Regions from separate parts of the Homo sapiens genome. Here region 2 is linked to region 1. The links are chromatin loops, found by intact Hi-C in ENCODE. Cell type or tissue: Calu3. All regions are shown on one strand. Links, peaks and the distances in the headings refer to the core of each region. The heading gives the core; the rest is flanking DNA. Region 1 has its middle 130 kb from the start of P2RY1. Region 2 has its middle 240 kb from the start of P2RY1.

Region 1 (8,339 bases), core at 340-8,339:
TCCAATTGCATGATCTCAGTGAACTGGTTTTATCTGTGCTATGGGCAGGAGGGACTCTCCAGGTGATTATAGTTCTAACGGTACCACTAACAAAAATGCAGAACATTTAACAAATACACTTATCCTTAAATATAGTAGCACCAAGAAACCAAGATTCACAGATTTACTAGTGGTTCTTCATGGCTATCTCTATCATCTTTTAATAATAACATACTCATGAGTTATATAGCCCAGATGTAAATTTTTTTTCTGGTGATAAATTATGAAAATTAGTAGACCAAAACCAGGGCATCAAAAATTTGTTCTTAAGAGATTGTTTTAAATATTGTTTTCTATTACAGACTCCGCATTCTCCTCTATTCTCCCAGTCACCTAGACTCAAAAATGTAAAACTATCTTGAGTTTTTTCTCTTTCCTACCCTCCTGCTAGTCACTCATTATATTCTATAGATTCGGCCTTTGCAGAATCTTTCATATCAATCCCATCTTCTCCATGGCTTTTACTGAGTTCAATCGTCTCCTGCAGGATAATTTGAAATACTGTATATTGTTTTTTTGCCCTTGTAATAGAGCTCCTAAAACCCCTGGAATTTCCTGAGTGATAGGAGTATTTATTTTTTGATAGTCACAATAAGCCCCTTTGATAACACTTGAATTCATGCTAATGAGGTTACATGGGGTGGGACCTAATAGCCCCAGAATAGGGCTGGTCACGAGAAAGACCAAGTAATTAGACAACTAGAGAGTACTTTCAGCTTCACTCACCAACCTCTAGGAAAGGTGGGGCAAGGGGGCTAAAGAGCATGCTCTATAAAAATTCTTAAACAATGGCCAGGTGCTGTGACTCACTCCTGTAATCCCAGCACTTTGGGAGGCCAAGGCAGGCGGATCTCCTGAGGTCAGGAGCTTGAGACCAGCCTGGCCAACATGGCGAAACCCCATCTCTACTAAAAATACAAAAATTAGCCGGGCATGGTGGCAGGTGCCTGTAATCCCAGCTATTCAGGAGGCTGAGGCAGGAGAATCACTTGAACCCAGGATGTGGAGGTTGCAGTGAGCCAAGATCATGCCATTGCACTCCAGCCTATCAGGGGTTTTTGCTTTTGTGTCTCTCTCATTTTCTCTTGGTACCACCATGTAAGAAGTGCCTTTCGTCTCCCACCATGATTCTGAGGCCTCCCCAGCCATGTGGAACTGTAAGTCCAATTAAACCTTTTTCTTCCTAGTCTCAGGTATGTCTTTATTGGGTATGAAAACGGACTAATACAGTCAACTGGTATCAGTAGAACGGGTGTTGCTGAAAAGATACCTGAAAATGTGGAAGTGATTTTGGAACTGGGTAACAGGCAGAGGTTGGAATAGTTTGGAGGGCTCAGAAGAAGACAGGAAAATGTGGGAAAGTTTGGAACTTCCTAGAGACTTGTTGAATGGCTTTGACCAAAAGCCTGATAGTGACATATATAATAAGGTGTAGGCTGAGGTGGTCTCAGATGGAGATGAGGAACTTGTTGGGAACTGGAGCAAAGGTGACTCTTGTGATGCTTTAGCAAAGGGACTAGCAGCATTTTGCCCTGCCCTAGAGACTTGTGAAACTTTGAACTTGAGAGATGATTTAGGGTATCTGGCAGAAGACATTTCTAAGCAGCAAAGCATTCAAGAGGTGACTTTGGTACTGTTAAAAGCATTCCATTTTAAAAGGGAAACAGAGCATAAAATTTTGGAAAATTTAAGGCCTGATGATGCAGTAGAAAAGAAAAACCCATTTTTCTGAGGGAAAATGTAAGCCGGCTGCAGAAATTTGCATAAGAAACAAAGAGCTGAATGTTAATCCCCAAGACAATGGGGAAAATGTCTCCAGAGAATGTCATAGGTCTTCATGCAGCCCCTCCCATCACAGACCCAGAGGCCTAGGAGGAAAAAGTGGTTTTGTAGGCCTGGCCCAGGGTCCCCATGCTGTGTGCAGCCTAGGGACTTGGTGCCCTGTGTCCCAGCTGCTCCAGCCATTGTTAAAAGGGGCCAAGGTACTGCTCAGCCCATGGTTTCACAGGTTGCAAGCCCCAAACTTTGGTGGCTTCCATGTAGTGTTGAGCCTGTGGGTGCACAGAAGTCAAGAACTGGGGTTTGGGAACCTCTGCCTAGATTTCAGAAGATGTATGGAAATGCCTGGATGCCCAAGCAAAAGTTTGCTGCAGGGGTGGGGCCCTAATGGAGAACCTCTGCTAGGGCAGTGTGGAAGGGGAATGTGGGGTCAAAGCCCCCACACAAAGTCCCTACTGGGGCACTGCCTAGTGGAGCTGTAACAAGAGGGCCACCGTCCTCCAGACCCCAGAATGATAGATCCACCGACAGCGTGCACTGTGTGCCTGGAAAAGCTGCAGACAACACCGGCCTGTGAAAGCAGCCGGGAGGGAGGCTGTACCCTGCAAAGCCACAGGGGTGGAGCTTCCTATGACCATGGGAGCCCACTTCTTCCATCAGTGTGACTGGATGTGAGATATGGAGTCAAAGGAGATCATTTTGGGGCTTTAAAATTTGACTGTCCCGCTGGATTTTGGACTTGCCTGGGCCCGGTAACCCCTTTGTTTTGGTCAATTTCTCTCATTTGGAATGGCTGTATTTACCTAATACCTGTATCCCCATTGTATCTAGGAAGTAACTAGCTTGCTTTTGATTTTACAAGCTCATAGACAGAAGGGACTTGCCTATGTACATGTATGTATACACACAAACACATATAGTTATGTACCACTGAACAACATTTCAGTCAGTGGCAGATCACATATTTAACAGTGGTACCAAAAGATTGTGTGTTTACGATACCTTTTCTGTTTAGATACACAAATACTTACCATTGTGTTACAATTGCCTGCAGTCTTCAGTACAATAACTATATAAATGACTGTAGTACTAAGTGTTACATAGTATGAGGATGGATGTTACAATGAATTGCTTTAGGAGATAACAGAAGAGAAAGGAGTATGTCCCTCTGGGCAAAGTGAAAAGATTTCGTGGAGAAGATGGCATTAGACTATTTGGTTTGTAGGCATACACATGGTCATAAGAGACGACATGACAAGCTGGGGAGAGGAGTACAGGCAATGTGTAAGAAGCAGTGAGCAGATAATTTTGCTGGAGTGTGTGTGGCCTCAATGGAAATAATAGGAAATAAGGCTGGAATGGTACTATAGCGAAAGCATCAACACTACTTCCATTTGGTAATGATTTACTCTGTGAAGGAAAGCAAATGAAGCATCTGGACAGATGCCTAAAAATGTGGAAATGTACTCCCCGGACTGGTTTGAGTTTGGCAACATGCTTTAGATTTGTAGACTGAGAGTTGTATTGATCAAGGTATTCAAGCACACAAGAAAGTGTAACCAGAATTTGGGTAAACTACCACCAGGTGGTAGCAGATATGCTGATTTCATGATCCAGATGACTGGATTTAAGCTGAGCCAGTTCAGAATTCTGTTTCCAGTCTCTTATGCATGTATATGTTTGTTTGCATAGCATATAATCATATCGAGACCCATATTTGTGTAAAATAATTTGCTTCAAACAATATAACAGCATCCATATTGACAGAAACAATACAACGTGTTTCTCTGTCAAACATTTTATTCTTACCTGCAGAATGTACAGGGATATAATCTAATCCAATGAGGAGGTTGGAAACTACTATTCCAGATATCATTTCAAATAAATAAGAAAATATACATCTTTATTTGGAAATCTTCTGCTTGAAAATTGAGGTTGGAAGCTGAGTTAAAACTGAGAGAGATTGGGGAGAGGTCAAGATTTGGCTTATTCACAGAGAGTGGGTGGAATATAAGGGCTTCAGATGGCAGGCAAATCTACTAGAGACATTGCTAGAGTCTTCTTAGATCATCTAACAATCCTTCCAACAGCCCTGTGAAGTAGAAAGTATTATCTCCGTTGAAACATAAGGAGACTGTAGTTCGAAGGGCTTAAGCAATTATCTAACTTATTTGTACAAATGAGTAACAGATCTGGAATTTGAACTCACCTCTGGCTTCCACTTCATGTCTTTGTTTTAATTTAGTTCTCACTGAGATTTAGCATTTCCTTCAGTTATGCATGTAGGTAACAAACAACGAATATAATTTATAGATATTTTCATATCAAATTAGTTATTTTATATATATATATAAAATTTTTGAGACAGAGTCTCATTCTGTTGCTCAGGCTGGAGTGCAATGGTGCAATCTCGGCTAACCACAACCTCCGCCTCCCGAGTTCAAGCAATTCTCCTGCCTCAGCCCCTGAGTAGCTGGGATCTATCCGCCACCACACCCAGCTAATTTGTTTGTAGTTTTAGGAGAGACGGGGTTTCACCATATTGGTCAGGCTTGTCTCGAACTCCTGACCTCAGGTGATCCACCCACCTTGGCCTCCCAAAGTACTGGGATTACAGGTGTGAGCCACCCCACCTGGCCATATATTGATATCTTGTATATTCCCATGACTACTTCCAAATCATTGTAGTGACTGGACTCACCACTACAGCTATTATTTATGCATTTACATTCTTGAGGCAGCTTTATGCTGCATTTTTATTTTAGAAGATTATACTATATGACATTTCAATGAATTGAGGCTCAAGAAGGTAAAGTATTGTGTATTATTTTCTTTTTTTCTTTTCCTGGGCTTTAACAGTGCAGAATTGTAGAATCACGATTTTTCATTCATTGTAAATTTAATTGACTTCATGAATCCAGCAGTTGCAGTTTGAAGATTTGTTATCAATATGACATTTATTCATTTGTAAGTGTTTTGTTCTTTCCCTCTGGAAGCTTTTAGAATTTTTTTCTTTTTTATGCTACTCTGAAATTTCACTATAAATGCCTCCTTATCTAATCTCTTTGGTATTCCTTGTGTCCTTTCAATCTGAACATATACATACACACACACATACTGTGTGTGTACGTGTGTGTGTGTGTGTATGCTGATCCAAGTGCTGAGTATTCATGTATATAGTCACATGGGTATATAGGCAACTACCACAAAGATGAAGGTATGGAATATTATCAGCAGACAAAAAGCTTTCTCATACCCTCTCACAGTCAATAGCCATTTGAAGGTAGTCATTGTTCTGATCTCTATCATTCTGGTTTAGTTTTGTTTTAAAAATTAATTTAAATGAATCACATAATATATACTTTTTTGTGTCTGGTTTCTTTTGTTCAAACTTATGTATGAGCAATTCATGCATTATTTATTCATCAGATGTTGGGTTCTCTAAAAACACATACTGGGCGGGGAAGAGAGTTGAACTGTGATGCAGGCTTGATAAAACCTCTGTTGAGTATTGCCCATCACAGCGTCCTACGCTGAGTTGAAATGGCTAAGCATTTACACCCTTCCCTACATATTCAGTACCTAGGTGTGAACTGCCCTGCAAAGGGCAGACCACAAACAAGGCAATTTGCAATTGAGGCAGTCCATGGAAGAGGTGGACAGGTGTAAGGTATCTGCTGATTGTTGTGACTGGTCAGTCAATTCTAGGGTAGGATTTTTAAAAAAGGAAAGAAATGGGCTGAAAATAAGTAATATGAATGTGAGATTAATATCCTACTGCTTTGAAATAAGTGAAAGCTTCTTTTTAAAATCCTTATAAAAGAAATATTTTTTTTGGAAGCTGCATCTGGGTAACACATTATCACTTTTTTTTTAGATGGAGTCTCACTCTGTCGCCCAGGCTGTAGTGCAATGGTGCTATCTCAGCTCACTGCAACCTCTGCCTCCTGGGTTCAAGCCATTCTCCTGCCTGAGCCTCCCGAGTAGCTGGGACTACAGGCGTGCACCTCATGCCCGGCTAATTTTTTTATATTTTTAGTAGAGATGGGGTTTCACCATGTTGACCAGGCTGGTCTCAATCTCCTGACCTCAAGTGATCTGCCCACCTCAGCCTCTCAAAGTACTGGGATTATAGGCATGAACCACCGCACTGGCCACATGATCACATTTTTGCTGTGTGATATTATATCATATGAATATAGCTTTACAATAGGTCTTGATTTCTGATAGTTTAAGTCTATAGTTTTATACTTCTTCAAAATTGCCTTGGCTATTTCTAACTTTTTGAATCTTCATATGAATTTTAGAATTACCACGTTAATTTTGACACATACAGCAAAATATACTGTCTGGGAGAAGTTAGTGCCTAAAAGGGGCTAATTCATCAGGGAAAATGTGTGGAAGCTGATGGAGACAATGAGCTGGATCCCATATAGCTGAGGTATGACTGCAGTGCACTCTAACTTCTCTCACTGAACTCTAGCACAGTTTAAACATTTTCACTGATTTGCATTAGTGGGTTTATTACAGCAGGGTTTGGTCTGCACAGTAAATATTTTGCAAGTTGTTATAGTTTTGTGTAGTGTTGTTATAACGGATAGAAATATTCAGATAGTCAGAATTTGTATGCTAAAGAAAACATGTATTCTATGATTACACACACATTTCTATCTCTTAATTTATACTTTGTGAACTATGTTTATTGGGAATGTATGGTGGAATTTTGTAATACATTTTATTCTGTTAATGCAGCTTTGGTGGACATTGTGAGCAGAAGCCTACAGAACCTAGTAATGAATGTAGCTAGCCATTTCATACTCCAGTGCCTACAGCTGAACACGGAGTAAGGAAAGTAAATGGTAGTTTAGTCTTCCTGGCTACTGTGTCATTTCCAGTTGGGGAATGTAATATGTTAAATTGAGTTGAGACACATTATTACACTGATGCATGCCTCCCTTGATTGTAAATAATAAATCTGTGGTATTTTAAAACAGTGGGACAATGCTTTCAATCTGGATAGAGTAAAATTTAGTATGGCAGCCAATATATGTTTAGTTCCAATTAAATACAAATAGAATCTTTGGTATTGTTAGAAGGCGCTTCTGACAATGAATTAAAGTGTAGATTAGGTAAATAAAAATGTATGTAATATAAACATAAATCTGTGTAGACAGATGTATGAGGGGACATGTGAAATGGTGAAAAGATGGAATTCAAAGATACTGAAGACTTGAATCTCAGTTCTAGAATCATGACTCACTAGTTATATTTGAAGAAGGTACTCAGTTACTTCATTAGCAAAGTGAAAGCTGTTTATGTAATCGCTTCACTTTGCTCAGGTCTTTGATAGGCACATATTTAGCAATGCTCCCTCACCTCCCATTTGCAGCTAATAATTGTATAGCTGTGAGCTGACCTTTGGTTCCAATTCTAATTTTTGGAGTAACTGGCTTTAAGGCTATGTTGAAAAGAATTCTGAGGTCTCCTCTGGGCTTGGTAAGAATGAGCGACATAATGGATAAATGATGTTTGCTTTAGACATGGGAGGAGGACATGACCATACATGAGCCACAGGTTGGCTTTCCCTGCTACATTTACTACTTCAGAACTACAGTAAGAGTAATGGTTTTTGAACTGGAAAACTTAATTACATAAACCAGAGGAAGATAAATTATCATTTGTTGGATACATTATGTATGATAGAAATTATAGTAATAATCTTTGGACCCTCCCCTTTCCTTTCTGCCACCAAGCTGGACTGGGACAAAGGTTTATAGTGATGTTAACACTATGTCTACCACTCTCTCATATGGGAGAGTCCTGAATGCATTAACTTAGTAATGTGACATTGGGGTAAACATTTTTCACCTGATGCAATTCAAACATTCCATTTTCTTCTTAACAGGGCTGATGTCCCAAAAGTCTTATTCTTTTCCATGCACCAAAAATCAAACCAAACAAAACCAAGAAAAAACACCCACAAAATTTTAAATAGCATTTAGCATTTCTTTAATGTCTCTCTAAGCACCAATTGTTCCCTTAGTGCTCCAAATGATGTTTCAAAAGCAAAGTTGCCAAAATACACAGGTGCTAAAGAGGTACAAGTCTCACTGCTCAAGTAAAAGATCCAATTTTATAAGGTTGAGTAAATACACACATGCTCTGAGACATAAAATCTACATTTTCAAGCCTCTCATTCCATAAATTGAAGATTTTAGCTATTTCTAATAGCTAAAGTAGAACATATCAAGGGACTAATTTTCCTCAAGAATAAAGAAGATTGGAAGAAAGTACTAAGAAAGCACACCAACATTCAAGCAAGTCACAATGATAATAAAAAGGAAAATGTGGGCCGGGCGCGGTGGCTCACGCCTGTAATCCCAGCACTTTGGGAGGCCGAGGTGGGCGGATCACGAGGTCAGGAGATCGAGACCATCCTGGCTAACACGGTGAAACCCCGTCTCTACTAAAAATACAAAAAATTAGCCGGGCGTGGTAGCGGGCGCCTGTAGTCCCAGCTA
Region 2 (8,339 bases), core at 69-8,068, 360 kb after region 1:
AGCAAGCTCCTGGGGGAGGAGGTTCTGGAGAATGCCTGGCCGCTGCAGTTCAGGCGTTTGGAAGTTCTTGTGTGCTGGAGATATGGCTGGGGTTTGCCTCACAGTGGAGGCAAGGAATTGCAACTTTTTTCTATTATTGTACACCTTGAAGGCAAGGTTAATTAAGTCCTGTTGTGGAGTTTGAGGGCCGGAATTTAATTTTTGGAGTTTTTTCCTAATTTCAGGAGTGGATTGGGTGATAAAATGCATATTAAGAATAAGGCGGCCTTCTGGCCCCTCTGGGTCTAGGGCAGTAAAGTGTCTAAGTGTTGCTGCTAAGCGGGCCATGAACCGGGCTGGGTTTTCGTCTTTACCTTGGGTAGTTTCTTTAAGCTCGTCATAATTAACAGCTTTGTAAGCTGCCTTTTTAAGCCCTTCAACTAGGCAGGAAATCATGTAATCTCGCCTAGCTATACCTGGGGAATTTGCCTGGTAGTTCCATTGGGGATCCTCTCGGGGAACTGCTCTAATGCCTTCCTGGAGGTCTGGCTCATGAAGCCAGCGGTTGTCAGCATGAGATTGGGCTAGAGAAAAAACTCTTTCCCGTTCATCTGGGGAGAGGGTAGAAGTCAGGATGACATTTAAGTCACTCCAGGTTAAATTGTAGGACAGAGTTAGATATCAGAATTCCTGTATGTATTTAGTGGGGTCTGATGAGAAAGAGCCTAAACATTGACTGATCTGAGAGCGGTCTGATAGAGAAAAAGGTACATGTACCTTGACTATGCCTTCAGCTCCAGGCACCTCTCTAAGAGGAAATTGCTGGGCAGGTGGGGAAGAGCTAGTCATGGAACTAAACTGTAAGCCAGACCGGGTGTGAGGAGGGGAGGTGGTAGAAGTATTATAGGTGGAGGAGCGGAGGCTGAGGAAGAATTGGGACTTAGCTCAGCTTGGTGAAGAGCAGCCTGAGGAGGAGGGGAGAGGTCAGATGGGTCTGTAGAAAAGGAAGACTGGAAAGACTCAGCAATGCTTGGGGTTGGGACTGAGGGGACAGGTGGGAGGGAAAAAAGGAGGATTTGGGAGGAATCGAATTGGGAACAGAGACTAGGGAGGGAATGAAGTGTGAAAAATGCCTGGACTTAAGGCACCTCAGACCATTTGCCCATTTTTCGACAAAAATTATTTAGGTCCTGTAGGATGGAGAAATTGAAAGTGCCGTTTTCTGGCCATTTAGAGCCATTGTCAAGTTTGTATTGGGGCCAACCGGTGTTGCAGAAGAAAATAAGGCATTTAGGTTTTAGGTCAGGTGTGAGTTGAAGAGGTTTTAAGTTCTTGAGAACACAGGCTAAGGGAGAAGAAGGAGGAATGAAGGGTGGAAGGTTGCCTATAGTGAAGGAGGCAAGCCCAGAGAAAAGAGAGAGTAGAGACATGGAGGGAAGGGGTTCGGGGGTTCTTACCCTCCAGAAAAGTGGGAAAGGGGTCGGGGCATGGAAATAAGGGGTCAGGGCATGGAGATAAGAGGTTGGGGCACGGAAATAAGGCATTGGGGCACAGTGATAAGGGATTGGGGCACAGAGATAAGAGGTCAGGATGCAGGGATAAGGGATTGGGGGTTCTTGCCCCTTAGAAAAGCGGGACTTGCCACTAAGGGTGAAGGAGAAGGGGTTGAGGAGTTCTTGCCCTTCCCCCATAAAAGCAGAGAAGGGGTAGAGACATGGAGAGAAGGGGTTGGCAAGTCCCCCAGAAAAGCGGGACTTGCCGCTAAGGGTGAAGGACCAAGGCAGGCGTCCCTGCGTGGTCTGACACCTCTGAAACGTGGGTGAATAATCAGAGAAGCATCCCTGCAGTGATTAAACACCAAGGGAAGGCTGCCTTCCTAGTCCGTGACCAGCGCCGGAGTTTTGGGTCCATGGATAAAATGTGTCTCCTTTGTCTCTACCAGAAAATGAAAGGAATTGAAATTAAGAGAAGGGACAGATTGAAGTGTGGCGCCCAGATTGAAAGGAGAAAGAGGTTGAGGGATAGAGGGAGGTTGGAGAAGAGAGTAAAAAGAGGCCGCTTACTGGATTTGAAATTGGTGAGATGTTTCTTGGGCTGGTGGTCTGAGGACCTGAGGTCGTAGGTGGATCTTTCTCATGGAGCAAAGAGCAGGAGGACAGGGGATTGATCTCCCAGGGGAGGTCCCCCGATCCGAGTCATGGCACCAAATTTCATGCACGTCCGTGTGAAGAGACCACCAAACAGGCTTTGTGTGAGCAATAAAGCTGTTCATTTCACCTGGGTGCAGGCGGGCTGAGTCCGAAAAGAGAGTCAGCGAAGGGAGATGGGTTGGGGCCGTTTTATAAGATTTGGGTAGGTAAAGGAAAATTATAGTCAAAGGGGTTGTTCTCTGGTGGGCAGGAGTGGGGGTCACAAGGTGCTCAGTAGGGGAGCTTTTGAGCCAGGATGAGCCAGGAGAAGGAATTTCACAAGATAATGTCATCCATTAAGCCAGGAACAGGCCATTTTCACTTCTTTTGTGGTGGAATGTCATCAGTTAAGGCAGGAACTGGCCATCTGGATGTGTACATGCAGGTTACGGGGGATATGATGGCTTAGCTTAGGCTCAGAGGCCTGACACCTACTGTTCCATATTCAGATGCTGATCTGTTCTTTATATGAAGTTGCTCCCAGGGTGTCAAAGTAAGGGAACCAGCTCCTGTAAAACTCAATCTGCAGATGATTCTCAAACACAAAACCCTTGCAAGTCTTCCTCTGCCAGCTCAGAGACAGTTACAGTTTCAGGAGAGCCATGTAGGATGATTCTTTGGTTTATCAGAAAATAGTTAAGCCATTTGTATTGATAGAGCAGGCATCATGCCAGTTGAAACATTCTTACACAACCCAGCCACTCTGGATGATTTGTACATCTTGGATCCAGGCACAATAAGCAGCTTAACTTGGAGCTGAGAAATGAAAACAAAGGATGTGGTCTCGCTGTGGCTCCCTGACCTCAGGGATCTGTATGGTTTCCATGATTATAAATTATCTAAGAAGAAGTTGAGTTCTAGGTCCAGAGAAATTATTCCGAGCAGCAGGAATATACTGACTAAACTGATGCACCAAAATGTCAGATAGTTCCTCTGGTTTTGTTTCTTTTTAAATGTTGTTGTTGTTAGGGTTATTTTTCCCTCCACAAGTCACTTTTTGGCTTGGCAAAAATGAACTGCAGACTGTAGAATATCAAGGAAGTGAGATCTGAGTCTTCCAGCTGTGTTGCTTTAAAGGATTCAATTAGAGCACAAATGAGCTCCACGCACATATTTGGGCAGTGCAAAGTTCACTCTCAGGGGGTGGGACCTTGCTAAAAGAACTCATTCTGCTTTGGCTGATAAGAAAATGTGCTTCCTGTTTCTCTTCAAGGACAAGAAACTTAAAGTAAAATTTTAGCCAGCATCAGAGAGCTATGACACTTTCACTTCCTAACTTGAGACTTAGGACTTGCTGTTTGAAAAGCTACATTTGAGAGAAAGAGCTCGAATCTTTGGCTTCTTCCATCTTGCTATGAAGAAAAGGAAAGAGATTTGTGGTCTCCATTCTCTCCCTGACACCAGACTAAAAGATTCCTTGGAATAATCAGAACTGAGAAATATATTATACTTTATTCACTTAACCCTAGATCAATTATATTACCTCTTTTCTTTCTTTCTTTCTTTCTTTCTTTCTTTCTTTCTTTCTTTCTTTCTTTCTTTCTCTCTCTTTCTTTCTTCTTTCTCTTAGTATTTTTTAAATAATTTATTATTATTATTATAATTTGAAACAGGGTCTCACTTTGTCACCCAGGCTGGAGTGCAGTGCCATAAGCCTAGCTCACTGTACCCTCAACCCTCTGGGATCAAGCAATCCTCCCACCTCCACCTCAGCCTCCTGAGTAGATGAGTAGCTGGGACTACACATGTGTGCCACCACACCCAGCTAATTTGTAAAAATTTTGTAGAGACAGGGTCACACTGTGTTGCTCAAGCTGGTCTCAAACTCCTGGAATCAAGCAATCCCCCCACCTCAGCCTCCCAAAGTGCTGGAATTACAAACATAAGCCACTGTACCTGGTCTGTGTTACCATTTTCATAGTAAAATATTTTTACCACAAAGCTAATTTATCACTAAATATACTCTGTTCTCTTATAATGAACATGTGTCATTCTTTTTGTATGCCCAGCATACATCTTGCTTTTTTTGTGTAAGGAATTTTCTACCTTATGAGTGTGGGTGGGAAACAGTGACCTCTTCTTGTAAATTTGTTTGAGTTCATTGTAGATTCTGGATATTAGCCCTTTGTCAGATGAGTAGGTTGCGAAAATTTTCTCCCATGTTGTAGGTTGCCTGTTCACTCTGATGGTAGTTTCTTTTGCTGTGCAGAAGCTCTTTAGTTTAATTAGATCCCATTTGTCAATTTTGTCTTTTGTTGCCATTGCTTTTGGTGTTTTGGACATGAAGTCCTTGCCCACGCCTATGTCCTGAATGGTAATGCCTAGGTTTTCTTCTAGGGTTTTTATGGTTTTAGGTTTAACGTTTAAATCTTTAATCCATCTTGAATTGATTTTTGTATAAGGTGTAAGGAAGGGATCCAGTTTCAGCTTTCTACATATGGCTAGCCAGTTTTCCCAGCACCATTTATTAAATAGGGAATCCTTTCCCCATTGCTTGTTTTTCTCAGGTTTGTCAAAGATCAGATAGTTGTAGATATGCGGCATTATTTCTGAGGGCTCTGTTCTGTTCCATTGATCTATATCTCTGTTTTGGTACCAGTACCATGCTGTTTGGGAAAAAAACAAACAACCCCATCAAAAAGTGGGCGAAGGACATGAACAGACACTTCTCAAAAGAAGACATTTATGCAGCCAAAAAACACATGAAGAAATGCTCATCATCACTGGCCATCAGAGAAATGCAAATCAAAACCACTATGAGATATCATCTCACACCAGTTAGAATGGCAATCATTAAAAAGTCAGGAAACAACAGGTGCTGGAGAGGATGCGGAGAAATAGGAACACTTTTACACTGTTGGTGGGACTGTAAACTAGTTCAACCATTGTGGAAGTCAGTGTGGCGATTCCTCAGGGATCTAGAACTAGAAATACCATTTGACCCAGCCATCCCATTACTGGGTATATACCCAAATGAGTATAAATCATGCTGCTATAAAGACACATGCACACGTATGTTTATTGCGGCACTATTCACAATAGCAAAGACTTGGAACCAACCCAAATGTCCAACAATGATAGACTGGATGAAGAAAATGTGGCACATATACACCATGGAATACTATGCAGCCATAAAAAATGATGAGTTCATATCCTTTGTAGGGACATGGATGAAATTGGAAACCATCATTCTCAGTAAACTATTGCAAGAACAAAAAACCAAACACCGCATATTCTCACTCATAGGTGGGAATTGAACAATGAGATCACATGGACACAGGAAGGGGAATATCACACTCTGGGGACTGTGGTGGGGTCGGGGGAGGGGGGAGGGATAGCATTGGGAGATATACCTAATGCTAGATGACACATTAGTGGGTGCAGCGCACCAGCATGGCACATGTATACATATGTAACTAACCTGCACAATGTGCACATGTACCCTAAAACTTAGAGTATAATAAAAAAAAAAAAAAAAAAAAAAAAAAAAAAAAAAAAACAGTGACCTCTTTCCATAAAAAGTCTAGGAAAATTGCTTGAAGAGAGGACACAGGCATGTGTCTTTGGTTTTGCCAATTAGATGCTCTCTTGGAGGATGTGGATTTGAGAACTGATGATGCAAAGACCTATCCTTTGGGTTAGGGTGGCAAGAGCTCTAGTCAGCATCTGGCACTATGAGTATCTGCAGTATAAGCCTCAAAATCTGTGCCTGGAAACAGTGACATCAGTGTCTCTATAAGACCAGCCCTACTAGGCTTTATGTTGGGCAATACAAAGTTGGACTTGGTTCTTGGTGAAAGTCTCCAAGCCAATTATCTGGCCCACTTGGGAATAAATGATAATTCTGCTTAAATAAACCAAATTTCTGTTGCTTGCAACAAAAACCCTGACTGATTCACTCTGTCAGCTTAATTTCCTTCCCTGGCTTCTCTTTTCCCCTCTTCCTTTCCCTTCTTTCCTCTTCCTGCTTCTTTTTCCTTTCCTCCCTCTTCCTTCTCCCCCTTTTCCTTTCCTATTTCCCTTTGCTTTCTTCCTCCTCCTCCTCTTCCTCTTCTTTCACTCTCTTCTCCTCCTTCTCCCCATCTCTCTCCTTCCCTCCTCATTCTTTTTTTCTCCTTCTAATCCTTGTCTTAGTTCTTCTCTCTCCATTCTCCTTACTTTCACTCTCTCCTCCACATTATTTTAGTTCTATTTTCAAGTATTGACACTCCTACCCTGAAAGAAATAAAAAACTCTAAACTTCCATTTTGTAGTTGATGAAACTGAGACCTAACATGTTTAAACAAATTATTCCAAATGGCCAGAATTCAAGGTGCCTTCCTCTTAATTTAATGTTCTTAGCACCATGCCATCATGCTACCTAAACAGTATATTTGATATGTTCCCTGAAGATGAATGAGCTGTTGATTCAATGCTATATATGTAAGGGAATAATTTACTAATAACATTTAGTAAAAGGACGTTTATAAAATATTACACATTCCATATTCTTCCACTGCCTTGGCATAGAGAATAAGTAGATGAGTGTGTATTTGTGTCCAGTCCATGTTTATTTGACTTATGTGGTTATGTGATCATGTGAAAAAAAATTGGAGTGGAGACCTGGGAAATCACCTCTGTTGGTCCAGTAAACTAACAGTAATCATCATCAGTATTAGTTATTATTAACAGGGAAAAATCAGTTGAGATTTTGCATAAAATATAACAGTGCTCTTTCAAAAGATACATCACATCTTGCCTTTCTTTAGCGTAAAATCACTTCATGGCTTCCCACTGCACTTGGAATAGGATCCAAAGTCTGAGTAGAGTGACAGTATCATTTCTACTCCCCTCTAGGACATGTGTGAGATAAAAGGAGCCCTATTAGTCAAGAAGAGGACAACAGGTACAAACTGAGACTGAACCTTACAAGGAAACCGAGATGCATGATTACTCCTTGCACATAGCCTTGACTTTCTCTCTAATCTCATATAGTACCACTCATCTCCCAGCTCAGTTTGCTTCCAGCATGCTGTTTTTCTTTTCTTCTTTTTTATCCTTGAATATCCTAAGCTGGTTTTCTTCTCAAAGGTTTTGCATTTGCTGTGCCCTCTGCCTGGAACACTCTCTCCCTATCTGTTCACATGGCTGCCTCTATATCATTTTGGACTCAGCTCAAATGTAGTTTCTCAAGAGAGGCCTCTTTAGACTAATCTAATAATATTCATTCTTCCACCCCACACCTCCTTCTGTTTATCCTTTATTTGAAATAGTTGTTTACAAGTTGGTTTAATTTCCAGATATCTAAATATGAGCCCATAAAGGCAAGGACCTTGTCTCTCAAGTCCACTTCTTTGTCTGTAGTGCCTAGACAGTGACTGGCACACAGAGGTATATGTATTTGTTAAGTGAATGAATGTATAAAAGTAGAATTGGAAAAGAACATTTTACTATTTAACTAATAATGATTGCAGTTATGCAGTCAAAGACATGTTAACATTTTAACATTCCTACACATGCATATACAACATAGCAAGAACACAATTCCTGTGAGAGCACCTTCATATTTCCAATTACTGCATTCATTTTAATTGTCCAAAGGTACCAACCTATTTCAGAGAGTCTCGTGCACTGCATAGAAGATGAGATGAGATGATGGCTTATAAATGGAATCAGAACTTTAGCATCAGAATTAGAGGATAGAGGGCTTAAATGTGGCTGTTTGTGGTAGGTTGGTAGTGTTCCAGGAAGGCTGATAGCATGGTCTTATGTTCCCTTCAGTCATCTAAAATGCTTTTATTTGCTCATGTCCTTCTCTTATCACTTATGTCACATTTCTCTGCTTGTTTGCCTGCCTCCCGTTAGACTGTAATCACCAAAAAGGCAGAGCAAGATGTTTTTTCTTTCTAATATTTGTTACTCCCCAACCCTGACTCCCACCCCCATGGTACCTTGATCACTTGGAGCTTATTAATGTTTGTTAAACAAAATTGAATTAAATTATATAAAATAGATCAATATAAAATTTTCAGAAATGATTAACCACACATTTTAGGAACAACGTCAATGATATACAAAGCAAGCATGTGGCAATATAAATGTTGCTGATTTAATAACTTTTTGCATTATAAAATTTGAGATGCTTCAGTATCAGTTTGGGCTAAGAGCCCTTTTTAACCTGTCTCCAGTCTG

Evidence for each region. A loop is a pair of places that touch in the nucleus more often than their neighbours do. Peaks named below come from ENCODE experiments on the same cell type or tissue, not always from the same donor. Only the 100,000 strongest peaks of a DNase experiment are listed, where the experiment ranks them.
Region 2: a loop joins it to region 1, with 6 times the contacts of the local background. A loop is called at or near these places in 2 of 110 quality-filtered maps.

Annotation. Positions count from the first base shown.
Region 1 is chr3:152,956,481-152,964,819 of GRCh38, reverse strand. No RefSeq gene overlaps it. Among named protein-coding and RNA genes, the nearest start is that of P2RY1, 130 kb to the right of the region's middle. In Calu3, for the core only: a CTCF peak has its summit at 3,392 (motif pointing right); DNase peaks (open chromatin) are centred at 3,349 and 4,269.
Region 2 is chr3:152,591,275-152,599,613 of GRCh38, reverse strand. No RefSeq gene overlaps it. Among named protein-coding and RNA genes, the nearest start is that of P2RY1, 240 kb to the left of the region's middle. RefSeq lists enhancers at 2,108-2,778, 3,142-3,241. In Calu3, for the core only: no CTCF peak of the experiment used is centred there; DNase peaks (open chromatin) are centred at 2,873 and 3,303.